Regions from separate parts of the Homo sapiens genome. Here region 2 is linked to region 1. The links are chromatin contacts, found by Hi-C or POLR2A ChIA-PET in ENCODE. All regions are on one chromosome and are shown on one strand. The core of a region is the stretch at or near the end of the contact, and the rest is flanking DNA. Distances in the headings are between cores, read along the strand shown. Region 1 holds the start of MATCAP2 (microtubule associated tyrosine carboxypeptidase 2). Region 2 overlaps HERPUD2 (HERPUD family member 2).

What was found. A loop is a pair of places that touch in the nucleus more often than their neighbours do. ChIA-PET counts read pairs that join two places held with the same protein, here RNA polymerase II (POLR2A). Pooled maps may share reads with other maps.
Region 2: a loop to region 1 is called in a pooled map, with 2.4 times the contacts of the local background. The contact joins the enhancer-like site here to the promoter of MATCAP2 in region 1. A Hi-C loop is called at or near these places in 2 of 50 pooled maps. POLR2A ChIA-PET finds 5 or more read pairs at or near these places in 3 of 52 experiments (MCF 10A, activated T-cell and naive thymus-derived CD8-positive, alpha-beta T cell).

The regions. Positions count from the first base shown.
Region 1 is chr7:36,364,947-36,369,677 of GRCh38, reverse strand. MATCAP2 (microtubule associated tyrosine carboxypeptidase 2) reads left to right here and starts at 2,438. Exons shown (of 7, transcript NM_001199706.2): 1 at 2,438-2,762. The coding sequence starts at 2,738. RefSeq lists a silencer at 2,689-2,788.
Region 2 is chr7:35,645,609-35,649,885 of GRCh38, reverse strand. All of the region lies in intron 5 of HERPUD2 (HERPUD family member 2), which reads left to right. Among named protein-coding and RNA genes, the nearest start is that of HERPUD2, 47 kb to the left of the region's middle. Within about 2 kb of position 2,550, at least 7 of the 41 ENCODE cell types and tissues checked have a DNase peak (open chromatin) inside an H3K27ac peak, as active enhancers do.

The DNA.
Region 1 (4,731 bases), core at 1,189-3,688:
GCCCAGTGTCTTCTATATAAATAAATACCTGTGGAATGAGGAAGATAATATGTATCTTGGTTACTTAAAATATAATGAAAATAGGCAATATGATTAAACATACTTTAGTAAAAGCACTGAACATATGACTTGGTAACATCTTTTAGGAGGCTTTCTTTTTTGAGAAATAGCTCTTAAACTGCAGTGACTGTGACTTTAAAAACTAGAAATTTGTAGAGGTAATAGATGCATTTATAGCAAACTTGGAAAACAGCTTTCAGAATTCTGGGTATATAAGGAAGCCAACAGCATGGTTAATTTAGAGCCTTTTTCCTTAGGACATATGTTGCAAGAATTACTACTCTTACAAATGCAGCAGATTCATTGCTCATTACTATAGCAAGTGTTTTAACTCAAAGCAGATTTGTTCTTCGTCTATTGGTCCATTTGATATAATTCTATATTATTTTAGTTATCATTGAAAATGCACACACTTTCTGTTGTCTACTTATTCATTAATTCACAAATATTTATTAAGGACCTACTACATGCCAGCCACTCTTCTTGGTGTGGGAATATAGCAGTGAACAAACAAAAATCACTGCACTTGTGGAAATTTTATTCTAGGGATGGAGACAGACAACAGTCATGATAAATCAATAAAATATATAATAAATTAGATAATGTTAAGTGCTAAGTAAAAAAAATAAAGCAGAGAAGGGCTATAGGAAATATGAAGGAGTAGAATTTTAAATAGAGTGGCCAGGGAAGGGCTCACGAAGAGGTGACATTTGGATTAAGTCCTGAGGAAGTAAGGGAGCTAGTCCTGCGGATATCTGAGGGAAGAACATTCCACGCAGGGAGGATTCCAAGTTGCAAAGGCCTTGAGGTGAAATAGTGCCTGGAATTGAGGAATATCAAAGAGGCCAGTGTATCCATCGGGGAGGAAGTAGTTGGGGATGAGATCAAAGAGGTGACAGGAGGCTAGGTCATAAAGGACTTCACAGGAAAGGAAGCCACTGAAGATTTTGAACAGAGTGACATGATCTGATTTTTTCACAGGTTCACTCTGGCCAATGAGTTTTGAGAACAGTGTGAAAGAGGGTAGGGTGGGAATACAGAGACTGTCTAGAAGACTGCCATAATCCAGACAAGAGGTGGTGGTGGCTTGAACCAGAGTGGTAGCAAGTGGCTAGATTCTGGATGTATTTCGAAAACAGTAGTCACAGGATTTGAAGACAGAATATGAAGTGAGGTTATCCAGTTTTTGTGATATAGTTACATTTCCATTGTTCTCTCCTAAGTGATGAAAAAGACACAATTTCTCACAAGTTGCCTGTCATTCTCAGGGTGTGACGGTCCTGATATTCAACTTTCTTTTGTTCCTGAGTTTGAAAACACACCCCAATTATTTCCATGTCTTAGCCTTGAGGATGAAGAGAAAATTTAACTGTCTGAAGACTGACAGTTGCCAGCACTATCTCAGCTCCTCCTAAACTGTAAGCTCCGCTAGGCTTATTTCATTTCCCTTGATATCCTCAAAGCCTGCCTCAGAACCTTGCACACGTTAGGGTCTCAAAAAATGTTTGTTGAATGGTTTAGTCTACATTTCCCATTCCCACCGTACTTTTTTTTTTTTTTTAGTCTCACTTTGTCACCCAGGCTGGAGTGCAGTGGCGCGATCATGGCTCACTACATTCTCACCTCTCGGACTCAAGCAATCCTCCCACCTCGGCCTCCCGAGTAGCTGGGACTACAGAAGTGTGCCACCACGATTTGTTCACTTTTTGTGTTTTTAGTAGAGATGGGTTTTCGCCATGTGGCCCAGGCTGGTCTCCAACTCCTGGCCTCAAGCGATCCACCCGCCTTGGTCTCCCAAAGTGCGAGGATTACAGGCATGAGCCACCGTGGCCCGCCTCCCATGGTTATTGTAAAAGATTAAATTTTCATACTTGCTAATGTGAAAATGAATAATAAACTGAAAATAACATTCAGCCCCTATCAATTGCACAATCACAAGCTAAAATGTGAATTTCAGCATTAAGGATAGTATGCTGAGGTACCGTCAAGTGGTCATTGAGCCTCCTGCACTTTCCACTCTTACTAGCTCATCCTAAACGTGTTTTAGCTTCCCCGCACCTCGTAAGGGGAAGGACGGGTAGACTGGCTTTGCTATTTGCAGCTAGGGCCGAGTGTCACAGCGCACCATGGAGTTAAGTCACCTTTGAACGGGTACAAACGTCTCTGAAAGATCAGTCAATATGCGTTACCCACTGGCTGGAGACCCCAGCGCGCTCGCGGGCACAGCCACAAGCCCCGGAGGCACTGGCCCGCGCTGTGCACGCCGGGAGTTGTAGTTCCTCCCACTCTCTCTCGCCGCCCGCGGGCCTTCGTCGCACGAGCGCCCCCAGCGGCGCGCAGGCTCCGTGAAGCGCAGCGCGCGCGGACCCCGGGGGCAGTTTCCTAGCAACCGGCGGAGCGGCTACGTCACGGTGGCAGGTTCTAAGCGCTGCTGGGCACCGTAAGGCCGCCGTGTGTACCTTCCAGTAGCTACGGGCTGGTGGAAGCGCTGCTCACAGTCAGTGTCGGTACGTCTTCGTCCGCCCTTACCCTCCTTATCCTGCTCCAGGTAGCGGAGAGCCGCCTCCCGCCGCGCCCCCGCCACCGAGGCCCGGGTCAGAGGCTAGAGGCCGCCCGCCCCTGCGCGGCCCTTTCCCCTGAGCCCGCGGAGCCCGCCGCCCCGGGCCTCGGGGCGACGATGCTGGAGTCCATTCGCGTGACGGGTGAGTGCCGGGAAGGGCTGGCCGCGGCGGGGGTGCGGGGCGGACCGGGGTCCCGCCGCCCGGGGCTCAGGTAATGGTAGCCACCGGCTGGGCGCGCCGCTCGGGACTCCACCCTGCGCCCCGACCCCTTCGGGGCGCGCAGGAGGCGCTCGCGAAAAACCTGTGGAGGGAAGAGAGAAATCGGCCCCTTATCCTTTCGTCACTTATTATCAGTAAGTACCTGCTGTGGAATCTCGTGGAAAAGATTGTAATATTAGACCGGTTGCTGGTCTTACAAAGGTACAATCCAAAGATTGTTAAATCCTATTTCAAAACACGCTAGGTGTGTGATTAAGCTTCATAATTTTCTAGAATGTTCAGAAAAAATAAGCTAAGCGAAAGAACACATCTGTATATTTCATTATTTATACTGTGTATATTTGTGTGTGTATGCTTTTATTCTTAAACAGTGAGAACGTTTTGAGTTGATATTATTAATAGGCCATTTTACAGTACGGATTATACCAAGTGTAAAACATGGGTCTTTAAACAGACCCCAGGTCAGAAAGTCTGGAAGTTTACCTGCATTTTTTTAAATTCAGTTCAATCTCTGGGAGCACAGAACTTGACTCTTATTATTTGTAAATCGCTATGCGTGTTAGCTATTAAAAAAAACCTTACATAATATTAGAGTAATTTTCTAGGCCATTTTCCCAGCATTTGATTCTGTACGCAAACATTTCTGCAAGCAGGGTTTTGGCAGTTCAGAATTATGACGAAGAACAACGGAGTAAAGGGAAATACTCCTCAAACTAGTGCCAAAATAAAGCCGGAATTTTACATTTTAGAGCAATGCAGTACCTACCAGACTATTTTTCTGTGAGCATTCTAACTGAAAAACCAAACCTCTTTCCAGTGAAAATATTTATGATTTTAATTTTATACTGTTTTATTTCACGTTCAGTGTTATACGGAGTAGATTTGTGCAGTCACAAATCATGACGTTGCCACGATGTATATCATTTATGTTGACAGGAAACATAGTTCCAGGATCTGAGATCGAAAAGGCAACTTTAATTGGCATTAGAATTTTTAAAAATGTGATTTGATGTAGATGCTACTTTCATCTTAAAACACAATTAAAATGTCAAAAGTTACTTAAAAGTACCATACCTCCTAAATATGGAGCAAGGTTTCTCAACCTCCGCACCATTAACTTTGTTGTTGTTGTTGTTTTTGAGACGGAGTCTCGCTCTGTCGCCCAGGGTGGAGTGCAGTGGCGCTGTCTCTGCTCACTGCAATCTCCACCTCCCAGGTTCAAGCGATTCTCCTGCCTCAGCCTCCGAGTAGCTGGGATTACAGACGCATGCTACCACGCCCGCCGGATTTTTGTATTTTTAATAGAGACAGGGTTTCACCATGTTGGCCAGGCTGGTCTGGAACTCCTGACCTCAGGTGATCCTCACACCTCCGCCTCCCAAAGTGCTGGGATTATAGGCATGAACCACTGTGCCCAGCCTAGCACTGTTAACTTTGGACAAGATAGTTCTTCCTTGTGGGATGCTGTTCTCTGCCCCGCCCCCATAATTGTGACAACTAAAAATCACAATTGGGCAGGGGTGAGGGGTAGGGCAACATCTCCTTCTCCATGAGAATCAATGCCTTGAAGAAAAATATAGATTCTGTCACAGTGCACATTATTTCATTGAGAAATCACATAGATTAAAATTATTTTCCCAAACCATAACAATCATTGTAGAGATACAAATAAATTAATATTAGTATTAGAAAGTAGATACTATGATCAATTAGTCATGCAGAGTGATCTCTTGATATGTCAACATGTTGAGTTAGAAGTTTGAGAAGAGATACTTTAGAAAGTAGTAGACCCACTCCTCTTGTCTCATTTCCCTTCCTATAATTTAGTGGCAGTACATTTATGAATCCAACCCTGTATGTTTGCAAACCCTGAGGTAGACAATTTGGCAGT
Region 2 (4,277 bases), core at 1,301-3,800, 720 kb after region 1:
TACCCTCTTCCCTTTTGGAATTCAGGAAAAGCCGACCAGCATTTAACATCAACACAGACCTTAAGTCTGATAAGAAATACTTACAATCTATTCTCTCTGAAGGCTGCTACCTGGAGCTTTATCTATATGATAAAACTTTGGTCTCTACAACCCCTTATCATAACTCAGACATTCCTTTCTATTGATAATAATTCACCCAATTGCCAATAATATTTTTTAAAAATCTGCCTATAACCTGGAAGCCCCTGCTTTGAGTTATCCTGCCTTTCTGGACCAAACCAATATATATTTCACATCTTTTTGATGTCCCATGTCTCCCTAAAATGTATAAAACTAGGGTATCCCCTGACCACCTTGGGCACATGTTCTCAGGATCTCCTGAGGGCTGTGTCACAGACCATCGGTCACTCGTATTTGGCTCAGAATAAATCTCTTCAAATATTTTACACCGTTTCACACTTTTTGTTGACAACGATTACTAACGTTTTAGTAACTATCCTTCTAAACACTTCTGTGTGTGCTTTTAAAATAGAAACATCACACTGTTTGTTTTGTAAACTTAAAAAAAAACATAATACAGCTTGGACATATTTCCAGGTCAAATATAAATCCACAACTTTTTTTTTTTTTTTTCAGAGATGGAGTCTCGCTCTGTCGCCCAGGCTGGAGTGCAGTGGCGCAATCTCAGCTCACTGCAAGCTCTGCCTCCCAGGTTCACGCCATTCTCCTGCCTTAGCCTCCCAAGTAGCTGGGACTACAGGCGCCTGCCACCACGCCTGGCTAATTTTTTGTATTTTTAGTAGAGACGGGGTTTCACCATGTTAGTCAGGATGGTCTTGATCTCCTGACCTTGTGATCTGCCTGCCTGGGCCTCCCAAAGTGCTGGGATTACAGGCGTGAGCCACTGCTCCCGGCCATAAATCCACAACATTTAAAGTCTGTATGATTTTTCTTTATGTAGGTTTACTAATTTGTTCACACATATATTGATGGAGAGCGTATTAGTTAGTTTTGCTGCATGCTAACCTCAAAATATCAGTGGCTTACAATACATTTTATTTTTCTTGTTCACAGATCTTTTAGTCACTGGTGCAGCTCTTTCTTGGATTGTAGATTGAGTTCAGGGCCGTTTCAAGTTTCTCATTCTCTTTAGATCAGTAATTTCGTGGCACACATTCTTCTCATGGCAAATGACAGGAAGACAAGAGGGCAAGCTAATGACTGAGCACATTTGAAGTCTTCTATCTGTCACATTTACTAATACTACATTGGCCAAAGCAATCACATGGCCACTCTCAACAGGTCAGCAGCATTGAGAGGGGGAAGTATTGCAAAATTACATCAGGTGCTGTGCTGGTAAATGCTTAACAGCTGGCTTTGGTGGGGGTGAGGGAAATAAAGCCCTAGATTTGTAGCATTTGCTGATTTCTCTGGTGTAAATACTCCCATCATGGCTCAGCAGTCTACTGTTATGAGCCAGGTAAGCCAGCGTAAACCAGCTTTGCCACTGAGGGGCACATAGTATGCATGTATAATCCTGTTATAGAAGACTGAAGAACTGGGGCGATCTTTTACCATAAATATTTGGTCAGTTTTATTCCCGTGAAATATTACCATAATCAGCATTCTTAAATATGTATGCTTACATATTAGCAGTTATTATTTTAGGATAAATTGTGACAAAGGGAATTCCTGAATCAAAAGTGTTCTTAAGATTTTTGAGGCCCTTAAAGACTTGCAAAATTGCAGTAAAGTTGTACCAGTTTACTTTCTCGGTAATGTTGAAGATCCTGAGTCTCTTTACTTGTACAGATATGTACTTGCTAACGTGATAAGTTGGAATGTCCTTGTTTTAATCTGAGACATGATAAAGAGGCATTCTTTATGTTTTGTGAGTTGCTTATTTGTTGGTGTGGTGGTTATCTTTAAAAATTCATTTACCACACTTTATCCAAAAGGATATTAATAACTAATACTTATTGAGCATTAGCAGAAGTTAGGCATTGTATTAAGCACCTATATGTGCCTTACTTCACTACATTTTATAAAAACTCTGGTCTCAGCACTGTTATCTGCCACTTATGGATGAGGAGAATGAGACTTAAAGGTTATGCAGTTTGCCTAAGTTCACAATAGCAGAACTAGAATTCAAATCCATTTTTAACTTGGAGGCCTATATTCTTAACAGCATTGCCGAAGTGACTATTTTGTCTATCATTTGTTTCACTGTTCTTTCCTAGGTTATCATTCGTATTTTGACTTTGTTCATAATGGCAGTGTCCCACCTCCAACCACAATTCAAAACTTTTTTCTGGTCAGATCTACCCGTCAGATTTTAAGTATTGGTGACTGTGTGAGCAAATCTATTTGCATGAAGACCCTGTGACTTCATTCAGTAAATGTTTACTTTAGAATCTGCTGTGTACTAGGCACTCAGGAGAGGAAAATGAATTCTGTACTTTCTCACTGAAAGTAGGTCAGATAGGCAAATGAATTACCATCTGCTGATGGGCTGTCATGGCCTCGAAAAAAATGCTGAGGGAGCCTGGAGGAGGGTGGGACTATCTCTGCTTGGAGGAGTGGGAAGGGCTTCAGAGGTGATAACATTTGAGCTGCCTTGAAGGGGGTTAATAGGGAGAATAAAGCAATCGCAGAGTCTTGAAAAGGAGGCTTCTGGGAACACAGTGGGGATTCCATGAGGTTGCTGCTTGGTCGCTTGTATGGAGTGGTGGGGGAAGCAAGGCTAATTTAACAAGTTTCCTGTGAAAGTTTGTTCCTGAAGTTTCCAGTTCCTTTAATCTCTTCTCCTCTGTAATTTTAACTTTTTAAAACCTACGATGATTGTATTTTGGTATAGCTTTCAAGTATATAATTGTGAATGACAGTCTTTCTCCTTCTTGGTTTTTTTTTCATAATTTCTAAGGTACTCCAGTAATTTTATGTGTTTCAGTGAATTTGCCTTGCTCCCTTTTTTCTGTTATTATCCTACAGTGCTAACTAGTATAGCCGATCTGAAAAGAAAAAAACAAGCTGTCAGAACTTCTGCCACCAGCTGTGATTTCCTCCAGCTTGTTTATTTCAGCTGTTTCCTCATTGTGAATTTCCTAGGGGCAGAGGGAGAAACCAGGTTATTATCTTACTCAGTTTTCCTTGCATAAAGAATATGACATTTTCTATGGGGACAGGCATATTACACATTCCAAATAGTTACATTTTCCTCATGTTTCTGCTATTTTATTTTGCTTTTTGCCAAAAAAAGAAGACAATTAATTTAACATTTTGTATTTTCTTCCAGTATGCTTGCTTGCTTTTTCTTTTTTTAAATAGATGGAGTCTCACTCTGTCGATGAGGCTGGAGTGTGGTGGTGCCATCATAGCTCACTGCAGCCTTGAACTTCTGGTTTCAACTGATCCTCCCACCTCAGCTTCCTGAGTAGCTGGGACTTCAGACATGTGCCACCATGCCCAGCTAATTGAATTTTTTTTTTTAGAGATAGGGTCTCGTTATGTTGCTTAGGCTGGTCTCAAACTCCTGGCTTCAAGCAGTCCTACCATCTCAGCCTCCCAAGTAGCTAGGATTATAGGCTTGAACCACTGTGCCCAGCTCATTATCCTTTACTTTGTAAATGTTTTTATTTAATATAGTTGAAATTTTTACTGTGTTGGTAACCTTACATGTTTTCATTTAATGTTGAATAATTAAGTGGAATTTACAAATTACTAGATTAAATAGTTGCTTATAATCAGTATTTTATTTTCAATATTTTCTTAATGCTCATATGAAGTTGTTCAAAACATATTTATTGTGCTAGATGCTAGAGATACAGTAATAATGGATAAAGCCCATTCCCTATTCTTAGGAACACAGAGACTGGTCAGAGAGACAGTAGATTAAACAGGCAATTTATTTTTAAAATTATTTTCTAAGAGGTAATACATGTGAGTGGTACCGTGTTCAAAACAAAACGAAACAAAAGTATGTAAGAGTTTCATTTCTATGTCTTACACCACTTGCCCTCCTTAGAGGCAACCATTATTAGCTGTTTCCCCTGTATTATTCTAGAGATAAAATGTGCTTACACAAGTATGTGTGTATGTGCGTGCATGTGTATATGTGTGTTTATTTTAACACATAATGGCATACTTTCTATGCAGTAAGTCCTCACTTAAAATCACGATAGGGTCTTGGAAACTGCAACTTTAAGTGAAACAATATTAACAAAACCAACTTTTTTTTCATTAATGTTATAAAAATATGACATTATTCCAGGACCTGT